Linked DNA regions of Homo sapiens: region 2 is linked to region 1. A link is a contact called in ENCODE Hi-C or POLR2A ChIA-PET data. All regions are on one chromosome and are shown on one strand. The core of a region is the stretch at or near the end of the contact, and the rest is flanking DNA. Distances in the headings are between cores, read along the strand shown.

Region 1 (4,797 bases), core at 936-3,435:
GGTAGGTGGGTGGATGGGTGAATGGATGGATGGATGGATGGATGGATGGACGGATGAACAGATGGGTGGGCAGATGAGTGGGTGGATGGATGATGGGTGGATGCACAGATGGATAGATAAGTAAACTATGGATGGGTGGGGGGGTGAGTAGGTGGATGGGTAGATGGATGGGTGGGTGGACAGACGGGTGGGTGGATGGGTAGGTGGGTGGATGGGTGAATGGATGAATGGATGGATGTGTGAATGATAGATGGACAGATTTTAGTTCTGAAAATCCACGTTTTGAACATTTCTGTGGCAGCAGCTGTCACTGCCCATCTATACCCACTATCCCATTTCTCACTGCAAATAACAAACAGTGACTCTGCCTCTACAGCCGCAGAACATACTGGCCCAGAAGTGCCTGAAACAGCCTTCAGCCAAACACAGATGAGAGTGGAGGAAAAATAACCCAATTTCCTCCCCTTTGGAGGGGCAATGCTGAGGCTTGTTCTGTCCCTTCTCCCAGACTTCCCCAGGGGTCTGTGCCCAGCTGGCCAGAGTGCTCACCTGCTGACCGACACACCCTCCTCTTGTTGGCCTCTTTCCCTTCCTGTCTCATTTCCTGACTCATCAATCTGGACATTAGGAAATCAGCTCCCAGGTAAACTGTTTGCACTCAAATCCTTGACTTGGGGTTGGCTTTTGGGGGACCCAGCTTAAGACAACTACCTCTGCCTTTTGCCTGTTCTAGGACCTTGGACGAGTCATTCCATTTCCTGTGCCTCAGTTTCCTCACCTGTAAAATGGGGACAATTATTTAATGTTCACAGCACATCCATGTGGTTGGCACCAGGCAGGGTCCACCATGTGCCCCGCCTCACACTGGCACTGAGGGCACAGAGAAGATCAGCCCCAGTCCCTGCCCTGGAGGAACTCACCAACGACAGTGGAGAGGGTGGGTGCGAGTCCAGGCCACTGGGTTGGAAGACCCAAAGCCAAATCCTAGCTCTTCATATCTTCGCTGGGTGCCCCTGGTCAAGCGACACTTCACTCTATGCCTCAGTTTACTTTTCTGTCAAGTGGGGAGAGCACCAGAAACCACTTCATGGGGCTCTTGTGAAGAGAAGGAGAGAGAATGCAAGAGAAGTGGTCAGTACACGGCCTGACACACAGTGTGTAACAAAGGGAAGGCAGTGCTATTGTCATCATTGTCAAGAAGGAAATGCATAAAGTCATGCAAAATGTGAGCTTGTGTAACTGACAGTTCAGTTAGAAAGAGAGGGAGAGAGTCAGTGCCCTGGGAGGTCAAAGAAGAGAGTCATTAGGTGGCCTGAGAATGAAGCTGAGATAAGGAAAGCCTCATGCAGGAAAAGAATCCTTGCTGGCCTTGAATTTCACTCTTAGTCATGCACGGAAATTCCCAGCACCTGAAATTTTACTCTTAGACATGCATTCCTTTTGCTTAGCCATTGCTGTCCCAGGCCTTGAGCTACACCACCTTTGTCCCCACCCCACAACCTATGCTCCCACCACTTTCCCAGAGGGCCTCACAGTTTCCCTGGCCTTGCCATGCTGTTCCTTCTACAGGCGGCTGTGCCCTCCCCCCAGCTAAAGCTGTGGGAGGCCTTTCTGAAGCCCATTCACAGCGATCCTCTCTGGCCAGTGTGGCATGAATAGGCAGGGGGGCTGGACCAACTGCATCATGCTCCCCGTGGGGCTTGGTAAAAATGCAGGGTCCTGGGCCCTGCCTTCTCAGATTTTGTCTGGGATGGGGTCCAACCAGATTAGAAAACCACTTATTTGGCCATTCATACATGCCATATTACATATGGAGAAACTGAGGCCCAAAGAGCATACACAGGAAAGTGCCCAGACCAGAGTTTCTAATTCCCCATCAAGCCCCCACCTTCCCCTCTGGGATAAAAGCTGCCTGGTGTGGGCTTCAGCACAGCCCCCTCTGGGTCCCGCTTCAGGTGTCCCATCTGCCAGCCACCCCTGCTCAGTCTAGGGGGGGGTCACAAAGCTCCCATGGGGCCGCCAGGTGTGCAGCCCCAAAATGCCTCCAAGAGGCTCTGCCAGCGTTTGGCAGGTGACAGGACTTGGGTGCGGGGGTGGAGAGGACCCAGCCTTGAGTATTTAAATATTTGCTTTCTTACAGAATGGCATTCTTCAGAATATCAGCCAATTTGTATAGAATTAGTCAGTGCCTGGCCCCCCAGCTGCAGCACCGGGACTCCAGGGAGGAGGAATGTACCTGCAGCCTCGCCTGATGCGGAGGCTCCGGCAAGTCCCAGCACAAGATTCGCCTGCCTGCCCACGACCAGGAGGGGAGGCAGGTAGCAGCAGGGCAGACATGGATCCCAGCCACTCCTGGGCAGCCTGTGCCCCACACCAATCATAAGCTGCAGCTGCCAGAAACTTGCTCAGGAACAGCAGGGGTGAGGCCACTGACTTCACACATGTGCACGCACTCACACTCACACTCACACACATCCTGGCTGAGCAAGCCCAGGGCCAGCCCTGGCCCCTGGGTCCATGTCCCCATGGACCAGCCCAGGGACCCCTGGAAAGGGGCAAGAGATAACTGGCTGAACTCTCTGCCAGAGTTCCAGAAAAAGCCGCAGAGGTTATGCAAGAGCTAAGTTCAAATCCCAACACTACCTCTTAACTTGCTGTGTGACCTTGGACAAGATGCTTTACCTCTCTGGGCTTCACTTGCCCCATGTGTAAAATGGGAATCATAAAGTGCTTACCTGCAATCACGTACACGAATGTGCTTTCGGACACTGAAGTGCTGAATGCGCTGGGAGTCAAAGCCGTGCTACTGAGACTTCCAAACAGGTCGTGCCTCCTCTGTAATGTGCGTGTTTATGTTGATTCAATTAATAAGCACTTAGTGAGCACCTACTATGTGGTGACTTTGAGGACATTATTTCTGCTTTCTGGGCCTCAGTATCTCCACTTATAAAATGGACAAGTTAGAACACAGCCTCCAACACTCCTTCTGTAACTACCATGTTATGCATCTACAATAATCATTCATGTAAAATTCTCTCACTACTAACTAAGAGGAAAGGTAAGAAGAAAGAAAGAAGTTCTTGGCCAGGCGTGGTGGCACACATCTGTAATCCCAACACTTTGGGAGGCCGAGGTGGGCAGATCACCTGAGGTCAGGAGTTCAAGACCAGCCTGGCCAACATGGTGAAACCCCACCTCTACTACAAATACAAACATTGGCCAAGTGTGGTGGCGGGTGTCTGTAATCCCAGCTACTTGGGAGGCTGAGGCAGAATTGCTTGAACCCCAGAGGCAGAGGTTGCGGTGAGTGGATATTGTGCCACTGCACTCCAGCCTGGGCGACAGAGCGAGACTCTGTATAAAAAGAAAGAAAGAAAAAGAAAGAAAGAAAGAGAGAGAGAGAGAGAGAAAGAAAGAGAAAGAAAGAAAGAAAGAAAGAAAGAAAGAAAGAAAGAAAGAAAGAAAGAAAGAAAGAAAGGAAGAAAGGAAGGAAAAGAAAGAGAAAAAGAAAGAAAGAAAGAAAGAAAGTTCTTGAGAGGGCAATGTCCAAGCAAAAGGAATGCATATCTAAAAGTAAAATTTCGGGTGCTGGGAATTTCAGTGTAAGAATGAGAGTGAAAATCAAGGCCCCTAATATTATTTTCCTGCAAGTCTACCGCCTGTGTGGGCTTGGTGGGTTATTGAACCTTTTCCCCCTTAGTTTTTCATCTGTAAAAATGGGATAATAATACAGGTTTCACAGGGCAGCTTTTGGTGTCAAGGGGAAGCATATCTGTGATTCACAAGTTGAGCAGGATCATCCCTTTTCAAGTTTTTCTCCTTCTTCTTCAAGTAACTCTGTCCTTTCCCATTCATTCATTCACTTACTCTGCACATGCACTGAGAACCATGAATCACTGGGTATTATTCTTAGAGGGGGTTATGGCCAGGAGCCCAGCGGACGGGGCCCCTGCTCTTCAAGGTCTCACTTTCCAGTCGGAGGAGACAAGGAAAGGCAAGAAATAAAACTGAGACACGGGGTGACATGACAGAGTGGGACCATGGGGCCTTGGGGGAAGTAACATTGCAGCTGAGATCTCAGTTATTTTGTTGTTGTTGTTGTTTTTTATTATTGAGACGGAGTCTTGCTCTGTCACCCAGGCTGGACTGCAGTGGCGCAATCTCAACTCACTGCAACCTCTGCCTCCTGGGCTCAAGCAATTCTCCTGCCTCAGCCTCCCAAGTAGCTGGGATTACAGGCACACACCACCACACCCAGCTAGGTTTTGTTGTTGGTTTTTTTCTTTTTGGTTTTTGGGTTTTTTTGTTTTTTGTTGTTGTTGTTGTTGTTGTTTAGTGAAGACAGGGTTTCACGACGTTGGCCAGGCTCGTCTCAAACTCCTGACCTCAGGCGATCCGCCCACCTTGGCCTCCCAAAGTAGAGATCTCAGTTACAAGCAAGAGCAGCATGCAAGGATCAGGGGAGAGAATCTCCAAGCCAAGGGGAAGTCTGTACGAAGGTCCTGAGGCAGGAAGCAGCTTGGGGAGCCTTAGGATCCGAAAGACAGGTGGCTGGAGCTTGTCAAGTGAACAATGAGGTTAAAGAGGAAGCTCACATCAGGCCTTGGAGGTGGTTAACCGCTGCCCCCAACAGGTCTTCATTCTTGCCAGCATCTCCTTCACCCATTTCCTTGATGGCACAAGGCCCAGGACCCAGGCATCAAAGACCACCGTCTCCTCCAAGGAAGCAGGTCAAACACTCCAGATTCTCTCACGGCCATCTTAACTTTCCCTGGATTTATGAGCACTGTCTCTTTT
Region 2 (4,967 bases), core at 2,112-4,611, 45 kb before region 1:
TTCTATCCCCATTTAACAGATGAGGAAACTGAGGCAAAGAAAGGCATATAGAATTGCCTGGATCACATGGTTCAGAAGCAGCTGGGCCTGGCAGCCTGGAGCCAGGAAGAAGGTGCACACAAAGGCCATGGAGCACCAGAGGGTGCCCAGCCCAGCCAGGAAAGTGGGACAGGCTTTGCTCCCAGGGCCTGAAGGGGAAGCTGGTGAAGGAGAAACACTCTGCTGTAGTGTCACCTTCTCAGGGAGGCCCCTGCGCTAACCACCCCACCTAAACCAGCACCCCTTTGCCCCAGCCTCCCCCACCGGCCTCTGCTTTGCTTACTGTTCTCGTAGGGCACAAAATTACCAGGCTGGAGCAATGGACAGAGATCAATCAGGAAGACCCAGGAAGGCTGGGTCAAGGGTTTGGACCTTACCCTTTTTACCCTTGACTACCTGGGAAGAGGGGGAAGGATCATGGGAGGCAGCCCCTACAACACACACACACACACACACACACACACACACACACACACACACACCCTCACCCCAAACAAGGCTTAGCCAGTCATCCGCAGGAGCATGCTTCAATTCTTCATTTGAACATGGATCCACCTCCCTGAGCATGGATCCATGGCTGAACCCTAGAGAGTTAGGTGAAGGTGAGTGAGCAGACAGACCACTCTTGGGGTGTCCACAGTCCTCCAGGAGACGTGACACATGAACCCACGTATACAACGGCCTTCCATAGACAAAGTGGCAAAGCACCGTGGGGTCCCAGAAGAGGAATTAAATTTCTCATCCACTGTTGAGACCAGATCGTGCATACCTCTATGCCTCTCCTACACAGTCCTGCTACTTGGAATGCCAACCACTCAAACAGCAAATATTTATTGAGCTTCTGTTACATACTAGGCACTTGAGAAACCATGACATTTATGGTTCCTGCTTGCACAGAGCCCTGGTATATCAAGGAAACTCCTGTACATCCCTCAAAACCCTACTATAATGTCCTCTCTTCTCTGTGAAGCCTCCTGATGCCTCCAAGCAGCACTGCTTCTTTTCCAGTGCTCTCCTAGCATCCTAGGACTTCATTTGTAGAGGAGGGAGACAGGGAATGACTGGCCACTGAAAACTCACCATGCCCCAGGCTCCGTACTAGGTACATCACAGGCAATATCCTTCCTCAGGCTCTTAGCAACTCTGCAAGGGAGCAAATAGTCCTCCTTTTTGCAGACAGAAAATGGGCTCAGAGAGGCTGTCTCTTGCTCAAGGTCACACCGTCAGCTGGTAAGTCAGAAAGCAGGGACAGGTAACCAAAGCAGTGTCACCCCAAGGTCAGCCACGTTCTGTGCTGTGGATGCCTGAAAGGCCAGGGTGGTGGGTCACACTGGGATTGCCCAGGTCCCAGTGCCAGCAGGGCACACAGCGCGTGCCTGTGGGTAGGAAGAACCCAAGAGATGGTCCTGGAGCCCGGTGGGGGCTGCACTGCCTTCCTTGGGGCCTAGGTGGCGATGTGCACACTCGTCTCCCCAGTCCAGTCCCTGCAGACGTCCACCTTCTGCTCCTGAATTCGATGCCCTGAAAGGCACTTCTCTCCTTCCCCAGCTTCCTCTCCCTGGCAGCCCCGGGGCAAGCTCAGCCTTTGTCCCTGCCAACTGGGGTGCCTCCCTGGCTGAAGCTTGCCACCAGAATGAGGTCTCAGGATGGGCCAACTCTCCTTTCCCAAGATGTTTCAGGGAGCGGACAGCAAGAGGCGTGGGGAGGACTCACTCACGTCCATGGTCAGACCCAGTAAGCGTCTGGTTCAGGCACCCAGGGGGCTGCCATGGACCCATCCTTGCCTGGTCTCCCCACTCCCTTGGTCCCAGTGGCGCCTCCTCAAACCCAAACAAGGCCAAGAGCTGCCACCTACAAAGTTCCAGGGACAGAGACAGAACATGTCGTCCACCTGCACCATCCAGATGGGAGACAGGGACCAAGAGAGGGACAGGAACCAGATCTTGTCCAAAGTGCCCCATGAGTCAGGAGGGAGTGAGGGTAGAGCCCAGATTTCCCGATTTGTGTCCTCAGCAATTTTCAGCACAATTTGAAGCTGTTTCTACAGGGCCCCGGGGGCAACCAGAGAAAAATGCAGTCCAACCAGTTATCTGATGTAGTAATAATAAAAATAACAACAACTCCCATTTCTGTCTAGTTTCCAGCCTTTCACCTGCATTACCTCATTTGTCCTGTCACCTGCAGGGGAGGTACATGCCACTGTCCCTCGTTTTATGGGTTCCCCAGGGAGGAAGGGGCTTACTCAAGTTTCTAGAGTCTTGGGACCAGGTCCCAGCTCCTAGGCTGGAGTCTCACCAAAGGGAGGGCTAGGAGGGGGCAAGGAGAGGCATGATGGGAGGGAAAGAGGCAAGGAAGGCTGTGTTTTGGGTAGGGGGAGCAGTCAAGCTATATAGTGTGAGTGGGGAGTGCCCGAGGGCTCTTCCTCCTCCCAGACCTGCTCTCGCCTACCCTCTCTTCTAAAGCAGCAGCCAGGCCCTCCCCCTGGCCACCTACATCTCCTCCATCCCTTCCTCCCCTCCTGCAGCCCCCAGACAATTATCTGGGCCTCCACTGACCATCAGGCCTGGCTTTCTCTGCCTGATTTAGTCAAGATCCTCCCCTGACCTTGGACTCAATTTCCCTATCTGTTAAATGAGTGAGTTGGGCTTTGGCTTGGGCCTTTTAGCTCTCATGGTCCGACCCCTCTAGGGAAAAGGGTGAGGGCAAGATAAAGGAAATAGGAACAGCTGGGTATTAAGCATCAATGATGTGCTAGGTGCCAAGCCCTGGGTTCCTTGCTGGTAGCACAGAGCAGTCAAGGCAAATGCTCAGGGTCTTCCTGAACCTCAGTTTCCTTATCTGTCTAATGGAGATGATTAATCTACCTCATAAGATTGTAGGGAGAGCCCAGTGTGATCACATATGTAACAAACTTCACATAGCACCCGCCCAGCACCCATCATCATCACCATCATCATCATTATCAGCACCGCCATCTACCCCCTCCTTCTGGTCTGGTCCGGCCCATGCAGGACTCAGCCCTAAAAGGAATCTCCTGAATCCAAATCAGAAAAGCCTGGGCTCTCCTCCTAGCTCTGCCATTAACCTGCTGAGTTGCCCAAACCTCAGTTTCTTCACCTGCAAAAGGAGACCAAGGTCTGTGTGGGAACGCACTAGGGACAGACGGCAAGGTCACTCATGGAAAAGCATCTCGTGCCAGGCCTGGCCAATGGCAGCTGCCCATGAACACTTGTTTCCTTCCTTCTTTGTTGACTCAAAAGGAAATTGTATGACAGGATAGAGCAAAGACGTGACAATACTACAGCTAATGCTTAATAAGCACATACCATGTGCCTCTCGCTTGCCTGAGGATTTTGCTCATTTCACTCAATCTTCCTAAACAACACTATGAAGGGGGCCAAGCCATTATCCCCATTTTACAGAGGGGGAAATTGAGTCACAGAGAAGCAAAATACCATCCTCTTGAAGCCTCCAATGCTGCTTAAAGCCCATCAATAGTAGGCACTCAAGTTTATTAAATAGCCACTATGTGCCCAGGAGTGTCTTAATCCCTTCCCCCATGTGAGTCACTTCAACCCTTCCAACTATGCTGCAAAGTAGCTACTATCTTTGACTCCATTTACAGATGAGAAACTGGGTCATAGAGAAGTGAAGTCACTCATCCAATCAGCAAATGGCTGCATCAGCTTCAAACCCAGGTCTGGATGATTCCTCTGCCTGGTTCTCTTAACCACTATGCCAGACCTCACCTGGAGCCTGGCACTCCCCTCAGGCCTCAGCACCACCCAGGGGTGTAGGCCAGAACCCATGGCTTCAGGGGGTGATAGGGAGGTGAGTTCTCATATTAAGTATCCTCAAGGAGCTGGGGTCTCAGGTGGGGCAAAGCTACCTTTGCTGAAAGGACAAAAACTTACTCCCCCAACCCCACCGTTTCCCTAGACGGGCAGGGAACAGGTGCACCAGTCCCTGGCCCTGGGCTAGGTGGGGGGAAACTTGTTTGGCAGCCAGGGCCCTGCGTGAACAAGAAGAAACCCAGCCTGCAGCCCCTCAGCCCTGGTGGGAGATTAACAAAACAAATACCCGAACAATCACATTTTCAACACTTGGGGAGGGGGGCCGTGTGTCAGGGGACAGGGGGCAGGAGGGAAACGCAGAGACATTTTACCACCTAAATAACTTTCCCTCTGTTTAGTTTCACACAAATGTACACTCAAGTGCTCGCAATTTTTTTTTTTACATTTTTATTTTATTTTGACAAATGCTCAAACTTTCCTGCCACAAATTATTCTTGGCCAGGTTACAAGTAGAAAGGCCGTGTGTATCCTTTACTTGACAAAAAGAGAGTGGGGGGGGAAGGGAGGGTTCTTATAAAATATTTTGGTTGTGGGTTTGAGGTGGGATTGCTTTCTTAATGTTCCCGATGGTGCCTTTGCCCAGGAGTCCACGGGTTCTCACCCTCTTGTCCATGAGCCGTTTCGACGTGGTCTAAATCCTTCCACCGCTGTGCTTACCTCCAGCTATCCTGACGGGATTTCACGGTTCTGGTTTCACGGAGCCAATTTGGAAGAGCATTTGGCAAGGGCAGATTGGAGCTGGCACTGGTGCATCTCACCTCACCCAGGCCCAGCAGGGTCTTGCACCTGGGCAGGCTGGAGGGTCCTGTTTGGTGTGTCTGGGGGTTGAGACAGAAGTTCCAGGTGGACCTGCCCTGCCCTACGCAGGACCCAAGGAAAGGGCTGGCTCTGGGGCCTCCCCAGGTGGGAGGAAAGGAGTGAGTTGTTTCGTTCACCCTGACCCTGCCCTATCCATCCTCCAGCCTCCTCCCCTCCTGCAGGCCCAGCCCAAGCTCCACTCCCCAGCCTCACTCCCACCACCCCGTCCTCCGTGGCTTCACTCCAGCCAGGGCATCTCTCAGACATAGGGATGGG

The links. Hi-C counts contacts between places; a loop is a spot of excess contacts on that map. ChIA-PET counts read pairs that join two places held with the same protein, here RNA polymerase II (POLR2A). Pooled maps may share reads with other maps.
Region 2: a map of PC-3 shows a loop between it and region 1 (14-fold over the local background). The contact joins two enhancer-like sites. A Hi-C loop is called at or near these places in 4 of 168 maps with a recorded cell type or tissue (Caco-2, Calu3, PC-3 and 1 more) and 1 of 50 pooled maps. POLR2A ChIA-PET finds 5 or more read pairs at or near these places in 4 of 52 experiments (H1, PC-3, WTC11 and 1 more).

What each region holds. Positions count from the first base shown.
Region 1 is chr1:22,226,204-22,231,000 of GRCh38, reverse strand. No RefSeq gene overlaps it. Among named protein-coding and RNA genes, the nearest start is that of MIR4418, 38 kb to the left of the region's middle. RefSeq lists an enhancer at 1,456-2,089. Within about 2 kb of position 2,185, at least 2 of the 41 ENCODE cell types and tissues checked have a DNase peak (open chromatin) inside an H3K27ac peak, as active enhancers do; they include PC-3, where a contact is called at or near this core.
Region 2 is chr1:22,272,550-22,277,516 of GRCh38, reverse strand. No RefSeq gene overlaps it. Among named protein-coding and RNA genes, the nearest start is that of MIR4418, 8.8 kb to the right of the region's middle. Within about 2 kb of position 3,361, at least 3 of the 41 ENCODE cell types and tissues checked have a DNase peak (open chromatin) inside an H3K27ac peak, as active enhancers do; they include PC-3, where a contact is called at or near this core.